Linked DNA regions of Homo sapiens: region 2 is linked to region 1. The links are chromatin contacts, found by Hi-C or POLR2A ChIA-PET in ENCODE. All regions are on one chromosome and are shown on one strand. Each heading gives the region's core, a stretch centred on a gene start or an enhancer-like site at or near the end of the contact. The rest is flanking DNA. Distances are from core to core; before and after follow the strand shown.

The links. A loop is a pair of places that touch in the nucleus more often than their neighbours do. ChIA-PET counts read pairs that join two places held with the same protein, here RNA polymerase II (POLR2A). Pooled maps may share reads with other maps.
Region 2: a loop to region 1 is called in a map of CD8-positive, alpha-beta T cell, with 8 times the contacts of the local background. The contact joins the promoter of EXOC3 here to the enhancer-like site in region 1. A Hi-C loop is called at or near these places in 3 of 168 maps with a recorded cell type or tissue (CD14-positive monocyte, CD8-positive, alpha-beta T cell and naive thymus-derived CD4-positive, alpha-beta T cell), 2 of 37 single-sample maps with no recorded cell type and 9 of 50 pooled maps. POLR2A ChIA-PET finds 5 or more read pairs at or near these places in 2 of 52 experiments (activated CD4-positive, alpha-beta T cell and common myeloid progenitor, CD34-positive).

The regions. Positions count from the first base shown.
Region 1 is chr5:540,736-546,505 of GRCh38, reverse strand. No RefSeq gene overlaps it. Among named protein-coding and RNA genes, the nearest start is that of MIR4456, 7.7 kb to the right of the region's middle. RefSeq lists an enhancer at 4,588-5,173. Within about 2 kb of position 2,350, at least 8 of the 41 ENCODE cell types and tissues checked have a DNase peak (open chromatin) inside an H3K27ac peak, as active enhancers do; they include CD8-positive, alpha-beta T cell, where a contact is called at or near this core.
Region 2 is chr5:440,360-446,129 of GRCh38, reverse strand. It overlaps EXOC3 (exocyst complex component 3), which reads right to left and starts at 2,954. Exons shown (of 13, transcript NM_007277.5): 1 at 2,840-2,954. EXOC3-AS1 (EXOC3 antisense RNA 1) reads left to right here and starts at 2,970. Exons shown (of 1, transcript NR_126522.1): 1 at 2,970-4,295. RefSeq lists enhancers at 2,290-2,379, 2,430-2,559, 3,330-3,439, 3,460-3,509, 5,093-5,152 and 2 more and a silencer at 2,860-3,249.

The sequences.
Region 1 (5,770 bases), core at 1,101-3,600:
AATGTCAGTGCTGGGACCACACAAGGACAGGTGTGACCTCGGGGTAGACTTTCCTCCTGATAAGCCCTGGCAGCTGCTCCAGACCCTGCAGGGACAAGCAAAGTCACTTTCCCTGACCTCCTCTTTCCCGGGCCTTCCCAGGGCTCCCAGAGCCACCGTGACCTGTAGGGGCCAGGACAGGAGGAGAGAAAGCTTGGGGCTGGAACAGGACCTAGCCTGCAGGGTAGCAGGTGCAATCCCAGGCTTCAGGGCTGGTTGTGCGGGGCTCTGCCCAGCGAGTGTGGTGGGCCAGGGTGGAGGCCCTGCCTGTGCTCCCTGCAGCCCCAGCAATCCCTCCTTGGACGCTGGCCTTGAGAAGAGCCAGGGAGGCTGCTGTGCTTTCAGCTGCTGGACCCTAGGGGAGCAAAACCCCATGGAAGAGCCTGTACGAGAAGAAGGCCTGAGACAGTTAAGTGACTGCTCTATGGAAGGCCCCAGCAAGGATGCTTCAGCAGGGTCCCATGAGCACCCAAGACCCACTTGCTGACACAGCACGGACACCCCCAGAGGCCATGGCAGAGTCAGCTTCCCTCTTCCCCCTCCACAAAGAGTTGGCCACATTCTGCAAAGTCAGTGGTCAGGGGCCCACTGTGGCCACCAGGAGCCTGCCGTCCGCCCTGTGGTATGTCCTGCAGCTCTCGACACCTCACAACCTCCAGCGGGCCTTGCCCACCCCATGGGAAGGGGCACCAGGATGCCTAAGGCCCCATAGAACTCAGGCCCTTGGCCACATCCAGCCTCTGGGCTCCATCCACTGAGGCGGTTGGCCCGTGCTGACCCACAGGTCATGGAGTCTCAGGCCTCAGGCCCTCAGTCCAGAAGGGGAGATGAGTCCGGCAGCATGTCCAGTGGAAAAGGGCCTCCAATTGGCTAGTTTAAGTGGCATTGACTAAGACCTGGCTAGCACTGGGCCCACAGGTCCCGGTAGGTCATCTGGTTGGGACCCCCACACCCAGCACTCCTATGTCCCACAGAGCTGCTTTTGTCACAGCACACACAGCTGCATTCATGCACAGACAGGTCCTCATGTGTCTGGAGTTTGTTCCTTCCGGTGGGTTCATGGTCTCGCTGACTTCAGGAATGAAGCCACGGACCCTTGCGGTGAGTGTTACAGCTCTTAAAGGTGGTGTGGACCCAAACAGTGAACAGCAGCAAGATTTATTGTGGAGAGGGAAAGAACATAGCTTCCACAGCATGGAAGGGGACCAGAGTAGGTTGCTGCTGCTGGCTGGGGGGTGGCCAGCTTTTGTTCCATTAGTTGTCACCACCCATGTCCTGCTGATTGGTCCATTTTACAGAGTGCTGATTCGAACATTTTACAGTGTGCTGATTGGTCCATTTTACAAACCTCTAGCTAGCTACAGAGTGCTGGTTGGTGCGTTTTTACAGAGCACTGATTGGTGCATTTTACAAACCTCTAGCTAGCTACAGAGTGCTGATTGGTGCATTTTACAATCCTCTTGTAAGACAGAAAAGTTCTTCAAGTCCCTACTCAACCCAGGAAGTCCAGCTGGCTTCGTCTCTCACTCAGAGACCCGGTGAGGAGACGCAGCTGAAGATGCCTGGGCAGGACCCGGGGCCGACCAGGCTTCTCAGAGCTGTCCTCAGCTGCTAATCCCCTCCAGTGGGTCAGGGAGTCCTGAGCAGCACAGGACCTGGAGGAAATACAGTGACAACCCCCTGGCCTGCAAGCAGGTGGCACGAGACAGGCACCCCAACATGGCCAGCAGGCGGGGACACCAGCTTCAGAGGCTTGGCCCCTCCAACCCACACCCCAAGAGCATTGGCCTCCCTGGTGGTCTCCTGGCCCTGTTTGGGTTTTGTGTCTCACCAGGCTCATGTGACACTTGGGACCCACCTCAGAGCCAAGCCAGACAAGGCCCCTGGGGAGCTTCAGGTCCCACAGCCTGACTGGAGGCAGGAAGGAGACCCCTGGGGGGCGTGCAGTGCCTTGAGTCCTACTGAGGGGATGCCTGGTGCGCAAAGGCCTGGCCCCGGCCCCTCAGCGTGTGAGAGCAGGAAGCTGCTGTGTCCTCGATGCCTCCTGTCCTGCTGTCCTCCTATCCCAAGGAATGGGCAGCCGGGCCCGGGGTGCTGTTTGTTCACTCTCGGGGACGAATGTGCCAGGCTCCACCTGTGAACCCACATCTGACCCAGCTCTCTGCTAGGGCAGCGCCTGCCCTCCCTACTCTGCCTGTGTGATTTTAAAGCCTATGAAAATTAAACAGGAAGTGGAAGTGGAAGTGAGACCAGCCCCTCCCACGGCCTCACGGGCAGAGCACTGGGCTGGGGCTTCGCGGCTGCGTTTACTTCCCCAAACCTTCACCTTCCTCCAATGAGCAAGGTTGGCTAAAGGTAATGCGGTCGTAAAATGATTTCCGGATCTTCTGAAATCCCCGACAGGAGCCTGTGGTCTGGAAAGCTGTTGCGCTGGCCTGGACCGTGGGCTTGGAGGATGGATGGGCTCCCACCCACGGTCCCATTTGCCAATTGTTCCTGGCAGTTAGTCACCCCCTGGCTGATGAGGACGTGGTAAACCACACGGGGTTGAGGAGAGGACGGAGCCTCGGCGTGACCTCGGGCCACCTCTGAGCCACTGAGGGATGCAGGGCCAGGCGGGGGTCACCACAGGTGATTTTTCCCAGTGTCTGTCCTGGACCCCTCACCCCAGGCTCCAGGCAACTCAGCCGTGGGCCCTGCCCAGAGCCCCCCAGGCTCCAAGGGCACTATAGCCTTTGTGGGCCAGAGCTGCTGTCCCAGGCGTGTGCTCAGGACCCTCAAAGACCTGGCTTTCCTGTCCTGCCATTGTCCTGGGGACCTCAAATGCCCACAGGGTGATGCCCCAGAACCCTTGCATCCTCCTCCATAGCCCAGCTCCCTCTGGCCTCCGCTGTAGCCTCAACCTCAGGCTCTTGGGTGTGTGGCTCCTGCCTGGGGCCCACTGAGCCCTCAGCTGCACCAGGCCTTGGGTGTCTCCAACTAAGCCCAGCACCAGCTCCGACACTGTTGTCCTATTTCCCCACTTTACCATCCTTGGGACCCCAGCATCCGGCCCTCAGCGGCTTTCCCCACTTTACCATCCTTGGGACCCCAGCATCCAGCCCCTCAGAGCTTTCCCCACTTTACCATTCTTGGGACCCCAGCATCCGGCCCCTCAGCGGCTTTCCCCACTTTACCATTCTTGGGACCCCAGCATCCAGGCCCTCAGCGGCTTTCCCCACTTTACCATTCTTGGGACCCCAGCATCCGGCCCCTCGAGTGGCGGCACCTTGGCTTCTGCTCAGCACTCTGCCAGTTCCCCTCCACGAGGCGGCTTGAGCACACTCACTGGACCCACCTGGCCCTGCAGCCCAGCCCTGGCCCCGGCTGCTGTGGTGCTGAGACCCTCCCCACCCGCCTGCAGCAGGCTCCTCCCCTGGACCTTCCTCCGCAGGTGACCCCAGACACATCAGGGCCCTCAGCTGACACCTTTCCATGTCCTCCGCAGGTCCCTGCACCCCGCACGCCCACCTGCCTCTCGCATGCTGGGGCCTCTGCCTGTCCCTCTGCCCTGATGGCTTTCATGTCACTGCCTAAGCACGTTCAGCGGTCCTCCACCGAGCACTAGAACACCAGACCCTCCCTCCCGCTGTCCCGCGCCTCTGCTTCCTGCTGCCAAAGCTTCCCCGTCGCACCCGAGCCCCTCGCACCTGGCTCTGCCATACGGAGCAGTCCTTGTCCCTGCAGCAGCGTCACCAAAGCCTTCCTCTTGATACAGCTGCTCCTTCTGGGGTCCAGGAGATTTGGCCTGAGGAGCTGGGATGTCACTTGTGGGGTCTGTGGGATACTCTGACCTGAGGTCTCCCAGACCCTCCCTGGGAGGATGACCCAGACCTCAGCTCCGAGGTCGAGGCCTGGTGCAGCTCAGGGCTCAGTGGGCCCCAGGCAGGAGCCACACACCCAAGCCCTGTGCACCCAAGCCTGAGAAGTGCCCTCGGCAGAAGGAAGGGCCCGTGGGGTCAGAGCCGGGCCACCCATGGGGCCTGTGCTCCCAGGGGACACACCGGGGCCACTGAGGGCTGTCAAGACAGGGCCTAGGCATGACCTTGGTGACAGTTTGTTACCTGAAAAAAAAAACAAAAACAAAAACAAAACTTTTCAAGAAAAGCACCTAAGAAGATGAAGTGGGAACGTCATGTGGTGGGCACGCCAGCTTTCAGAGACGCGGTGGGAACGTCAGCCTTTCAGAGATGCGGTGGGAACGTCAGCCTTTCAGAGACACGGTGGGCACCCCAGCTTTTCAGGGGCTTTTCAGGGTCGTCCTTGCCCTGCACGTGGGACCAGGACCGATGTTCACCTGCTGGAAACTTGGGTCTCAGCCAGTGCAGGCCCCTCCCATGCCCCAGAGATGGGAAAAGGGGCTTCTCCCGGACCTTGGGCTCCTTCGTCCTCTGCTCAGGGCTGGGAGCTGAGGTCGGTGCCTCAGATGCCCCACCTGCCCCTTCCACCTGAGAGCTTCAAACAGAGTGGACAGCACCGACTCCCACAGCACAGCCAGAGTCCTAGGAAGGCACCGCGGTTGTGCCATTTTCTCCCTGCCTCACTGAGGGCCTGTGCTTGAGCTTCTCACCAGCAGCCCCGTCCCTTGCCTGCAGCTGAGGGTGATGCTCCCTCCCGGGGTCAGCCTAGGGCCCCGGCCCCTCCCCAGCCCCACCCCAGTGTCATCCTCAAGAGGCTCCACCTGCTTACCACGCCCATCTCCCCCATGCCCCGCCCCAGGCCCTCTCCAGGCCCCGCCCCCTCAAAGCCTCTGCCTCAGGCCCTGTGATGGGCAGGGGGCATCTGTGAGGAGCAGGGGAAGGTGGAGGGGCCCAGAGGCGAAAGGGTCTCACCAGGGCACCTGCTTCCCACAGAGCTGTGTCTGTGCAGACATCAGAGGGCTGCAGGCCCTGAGCTCATCCCAGACCCTCAGGTCTTACCAGGCAGCCCAGGGTTGGGGACAAGAGCACTGTCACCTTCCCCCCCAGGTGGCCCCAACCAGCCCCAGGCATGAGAGCCCCTTCCTTGACCTGTCCGGGGCACCCCACGTGACCTGCCCCTGGGGGAAGGGCGGCACCCCATCCTCAGTGACCTGGAGGTCGGAGGGCAGCTGCCTCGCCCCAGCCCAAGGCGCACAGAGCCCCCCAGGCCAGCGCAGCCCTGTGGCCCCAGGCAAGCCCTGCAAGATGGATGAGAAGCCTCGCCCTTGCCAGCCCCCTCCCCAACCCCAGGCCAGAAGAGATGGCAAGGAGGGCGGTGGGCACAGCAGCCCCTCCAGAGGAGCCAGGACCCAACCCAGGAGGCGGGCAGCCCACTTGATGGGGAGGGAGGCAGAGGGGGTGGAGGAGGGGACCAAACCCTTCCTGGTCCCTCAACACCCCCCTGCTGCACCAAGAGGTTGTGCAAAAGAGCCGGCATGTCCTGCAGAGCCTGCGGGTCACGTGTGTTAACAGGAGCGGGATGCTTCCCTCCCGGCTGTGTCTGTCCAAGGCCGAGCATGGTCCAAGCCCCTGTGAGGCCCCGCAATGCATATCAGGACCCCTCAGCTGCACACATTGTTGCTTTTATTATTATTATTGGAGATGAAATCATAGCACATCTGGGATGGCTTCAAAGTCGTCCTGGAGAGAAGGACGGGGCAGCAGGCCAGGAGGGAGACGGGCATTAGGACAGAAGGTGCCTGAAGTGGGTGCAGCCGGGAGCCTTCTTGGAG
Region 2 (5,770 bases), core at 1,705-4,204, 100 kb after region 1:
GTAGAAATGTTAGGTACAAAACCTCCCCCAAACTATCAGGTGATCACAGTGGAGCTACAAGCAGAGCCTCTGAGATCATTAATCCAGGAAACCTCAAAGAAAGCTGAACTAGGATGAGGAACTCCTTGATAAGATAAACAAACCTTCGTAACACAAACATGCAGAAGTTATACCTTTAAGGGGAGAGCAGGGGCGTTTCACAGGCATGAGAGACATGGACATTGCGAAGATTCTAGATGTGGGTCCCAGACCACCCAGCATGTAGATGTCAGCCTCAAAGGCACATCTCTCCCCAAGACAGGGCTGGTTTCTCATTTCGGGAGCTTTCCCCCAGCACCTTGGCCAGGCCTGTGGGCAGCTGCACCAGGACCCTCAGTGAAGACAAATACAGCGTGGACAACTCCCCCGACCAGGTACCACAGCTGGAGGCCCAGCACAAGCCCCACAATTCCCACCCTATAAAAGTGACAATAGTCAGCCAGGCCCGGTGGCTCACGCCTGTAATCCCAGCACTTTGGCAGGCCGAGGCGGGTGGATCACGAGGTCAGGAGATCGAGACCATCCTGGCTAACATGGTGAAACCCTGTATCTACTAAAAATACACACAAAAAAATTAGCTGGGCATGTTGGTGGGTGCCTGTAGTCCCAGCTACTCGGGAGGCTGAGGCAGGAGACTGGCGTGAACCCCGGAGGCGGAGCTTGCAGTCAGCCGAGATCGCGCCACTGCACTCCAGCCTGGGCGACAGAGCGAGACTCCGTCTCAAAAAAAAAAAAAAGAAAAAAAAAGAAAAAGTCATTATTGTCTTGGGTATCCAAAACCCCATTTCCCCCTTTTTTAACTGTCCTAGAAAACATCATGCTTCCCTCCTTTATGCAGGCCCCGTGCAGACCACAGGTGCTCAGATGCCAGGCAAGCCTGCCTTCCATGCTCCCTCCACCATCGTCCTCCTCGGGGAGCTAACACAGCTGCTTGGTGAGCATCAGTCAATGAGGGAATCCGATACACCTGTTCCCCTTGACTTCAGCTGTCTGATTTTCATCTTCATGAATATTAAAAAGATTCACCTTCTCCTGGAATTTTTCATTCTCCATGCCCACATGCTTTCAGACACCTCTCTTCTCCTTTTTCATCTGGACCTACATTGCAACCTTTCCTTTCTCTTTATTTTCTGATTATGAAATTTGGCATACCAACGTAGAAAATCTGGACAGGACAAAAATACAAAGATGCCAGAGGCAACTCCCCTTAAATCCCATCATCTATGGGCAACTCCTCTTAAATCTTGCTACCCAGGGGCAACTTCCCTTAAATCTCACAATCCAGGGACAACTTCCCGTAAATCCCACCACTCAGGGGTAACCCCCGCTATATCCCACCACTCAGGGGCAACTCCCCTTAAATCCCGCCACCCAGGGACAACTCCCCTTAAATCCCGACACTCAGGGGCAACTCCCTCCAACAGGGCTTGTTTCCTTCCAGTTTTTTCCCTTTGAGTTTCTTTTAAAGCTAAGATTCCACTGCTTATATGACTTTGTAGGTGCACACTTTTGTTTTCTTATTTTGTTTGGACATTATCATCAGCATTTCCATTGACATTAAAGCCTGTATGATTTTGATTATAGGGCTGGATAATAACCCAAGAAGTGGACCCCCAGCCGCTCTGCTGGGGCACGCGGTGAGGTGGCTGCGCCCATCTTAAGGCTGGAGTGAAGTCTGTCACGCTGTGGGTGGAAGCCAAGGCAATGTGAGTGGAGAGCTGTGAAGCAGGGCTCGCCTTGGAGTCAGAATAAAGCTACTCATGTGGAAAAGGGGAAAATCTGGAGTTAAAAAACGCACCGCAGAGGCTTCCATCCCAGCCTGAAGACTAAAGATTTTGGGTCACAGAAGCCAAAGAGGAACTCAGAGACCATAAACAGAGACCCAGGTCCAGCCCCTACCAGGGCCTTTCTGACTGCCTTCCCCTGGCGCTGGCTCCGCTGTGAGCCTCTCCGCCGAGCGGGGGGACACCCTACTGCGGGGAACATCAGCACCCACGGAGACACCTGCGCCAGGGAGACACCTCTGCCGGGCAGACACCTCTGCCAGGAGGGACCCTTTACCGGGGGGACGCCTGCGCCGAGGGGAACACCTGTGCTGGGAGGCACCTCACGGAGGGGACACTCCGCTGGAGGACACCTGCACCTTGGAGGACACCTGCACCTTGAAAGCTTCCTAAAGGCCAGGAAGGACGCTTGTGCCCAGAAGGACACCTGCTCCGACGAGGGACACCTGGTCCGAGGGGGGACACCTGTGCCAGGAAGGACAACTGCGCCTGGGGGGGGACACCGTCAAGAGGACACCTGCACCAGGAAGTACACTTGTGCCTGGGAGGGACACCTGTGCTTGAGGGGACACTTGCACCTTGGAGAACTCCTGCGCCGAGGGGACACCTGCGCCAGGAAGGACACTTGTGCCTGGAGGGACATCTGCCCCAAGGAGGGACACCTGCTCCGAGGGGGGACACCTGTGCCAGGAAGGACACCAGCGCCTGGGGCGTGGGGGAAGACACTGTTAAGGGGACACCTGCACCAGGAAGGACCTTGTGCCTGTGGGGACACATGTGCCAAGGGGACACCTACGCCTGGGGGGGACACATGTGCCGGGGAGGACACCTGCGCCGAGGACACTCGCACGAGCGGGATACTCCACGGGGTCCGGAACGGCCTCCCCGCCCTCCAGGTCCCGGTCCGGCCTCCCCCTACGCGCCCCCGCGGAAGCCAGAGACAGGGAGAGCAAGGATGAAAGACGGCGACCACCTCCCAAGGACCCGCCGGCCGTCAGGACCTGCCACCGACTCACCCTCTACGGCTACGCCGCCGCCGCCGCCGCCGCCGCCGCCGCCGCCGCCGCCGCCGCCGCCCCCGCCGCCCCCTCCGCCTTCGCTGCCTCCGCCTCCGGGGTCCCGGCCGGAAGTGGACAGCGCGCGGGCACTTCCGCTTCCGGCAACGGCGCCGGAAGCACGGGTCCGGGCCCTCCCGCGGGGCGGGTACTCGTCTCCCGGCCGAGCGACTTCAGCTCGGGGACCTGCCCCATGGCCGCTCCCCAGCAGGACAGGGAAACCGCCGAGGTGGGGGGCTTCTTGTCCGTCCCAGCCCCCCCAACTCAGGCCCTCTCGCTGCCCCTGGCGACCACCGCGTGCGCCCTTCCCCAGGGCGGGCGCAGTCCTGGACGCCTCCGCCGAGCGTGACTGCGTGCATTTTCTCTCCTTTCCCTTCCCAACCTGCGGAGAGAAGACAGCCCCAGAGCCGCTGTCTCCATCCTCTGCTGATGCCTGCTGTCTTTATGTTGGCCTCGTCGTCCGCACTGCAGTGTGGCAGGGGCGTCCCTCGTTTCCCGCGGACTGAGGTGGGCGCCGGGCATTCAGTAAACGAAGAAACCAAAGCGGAGAAGGTTGGGAATCAAACGTCTGTCATACCTGCCACCAGCAGACAAGCGGCTTTGGGTACCTCCTGGACCCAAAGACGAACTCAGCCCCTCCAGGAGCGCAGTCATTGGCACCCTCGTGGGAACAATGCCAGTGGGATGGGTGGCCACCGGATGTTTCCGGGGCCCCTCAGAGGCCCAGCAGCGCAGGTCTTGGAGAATGAATGTGGGTCACTGGGCCGCGCTGCAGAGGGCCGGTCCTGAGTCGCTTCCTGGAGGAGAGGCCCATGGCCAGCACTTGGCTTCGCCTGGAGGAAGAAGCACGTGCTAAACCACGAGCGTTCAGGGTTTGTCTGTTTGATAAAAGATGCTGGCTTTGACACACCAACTGACAAAGTCTTTCATAGGTTGGAGCTGCTAGGTTGTGCCCCTGCCCCTCCTGAAAATTAGCCACACGAAAGGAAGGGTCTGGAAGGTGGCAGGGAAGCCAGCAGAGACCAGGGAAGTGGCAGCAGCATGGGGCAGGGGCACACAGGAAGGAGATGGAGCTTGCGGGAGCCCCCACTGCCACTCCGACAGGGAGCCCTGCCCCGTGCCCTGCTGATGTTGACACTGACCCCGGCTCTATTATTTCAGTTTTTCCTTGTAATTTCTGAAAATCTAGCAACAAGTTGAGCAATGAAAAAAAGTAAAAAAGTTAAAATTGTGTTAGAAATTATGACTGTAAAGAAATTTTGAAACTAATGAAGAAAAAATTGCCAAAATTGCCAAAGCTTTTAGGACTCTTAAAAATATAGTAACATTGAGTATTATGAACTAAAGACTCATACTATTATATCAGTGTCTGGTAGTGAATTTGGATGGAGGACTGTCTAGTAACTTCTTAACAAAACATTGATTAGAAGTCTTTCTTGGCGGGGCGCCGTGGCTCACGCCTGTAATCCCAGCACTTTGGGAGGCGAGGCAGGTAGATCATGAGGTCAGGAGATCGAGACCATCCTGGCTAACATGGTGAAACCCCGTCTCTACTAAAAAAAATACAAAAAAACTAGGCAGGTGTGGTGGTGGGCCCCTGGAGTCCCAGCTACTCGGGAGGCTGAGGCAGGAGAATGGCGTGAACCCGGGAGGCGGAGCTTGCAGTGAGCCAAGATCGCGCCACTGTACTCCAGCCTGGGCAACAGAGCGAGGCTCCGTCTCAAAAAAAAAAAAAAAAAAAAAAAAAAAAAAAAGGTATTTATTGGCTGGGCGCAGTGGCTCCTAACTGTAATCCCAGCACTTTGGGAGGCTGAGATGGGCAGACCCCTTGAGCCCAGGAGTTTGAGACCAGCCTGGGCAACATGGTCTTTTTGGTAGGAACCCCATCTCTACCAAAAAAAACCCCACAAAAATTAGCCAGGCATGGTGGTGCATGCCTGTAATCTCAGCTCCCTGGGAGGCTGAGGCAGGAGAATGGCTTCAACCCGGGAGGAGGAGGTTGCAGTGAACTGAGATGGCACCACTACACTCCAGCCTGGGTGACAGAGGGAGAATCTGTCTCAAAAAAAAAAGTTTCTTGACTTCTGTTTTTGGCAGACCATGTTCTGCGAACACCCAGGAGCACTGCTGAGTGCAAGCATCATGTCGATTGCACAAGTGGATTCACGAACAGGCAAGGACGTGACCAGGGACAAATGTGGGAAGGGGAGAGGACGTGAATCAGAAGCAGAGATGCTTGCCGTCCTACAGCAGGCAGGTGGGTGGGTAGGGTGCGAGTTCTGCGGCCCAGGGGTTGGGTTTTACACTGAAGCAGGACAGATGATGAAGCTAAGGCTCCCAGCAGGTGGGAGGTGGACGGCGACTCCCATGTGAAGCACAGATGTGCAAGGGATGCATCCTCAGTGAAAGCGTGGACTAGGAAAACAGCAACAGCCTGGAGACTGTTCCTAAACTCAGCCCTCGGCGGAAGCCAACCCAGGGTCATTGCTAGAGGGATCCTCCTCCACCTTGACAGGAGCAAACTCGAGGGGGAGGGAGGGGAGGGCACTGAAGCACCCACAGTCCTGACCCTGCTCTGGGAGAATAGAGACCGTGCTTAGCTCCTGCTTAGACCTTGTTAAATGCCCACATTAAGGTTAGCCACTACAGAAATAGAAACAGGAAGAGAGAAAATGCAGGCAACAGCACAGAGACTGCAGGCAAGGAGAAGATGAGGACCCTGTGTTGAAATGTATCAGTAATGAGAACACAAGTAAGTGGATTAGAAACAGTGAAACATTCATAGGCGAACATCTAAAGCATCAAGAAACAACGATTAGAACTGGAGGCTTTTCACACGTGGGTCAGCCAGGCCCGAGAAGCTGGTGTGGGGATATGAATATCAAACAACAT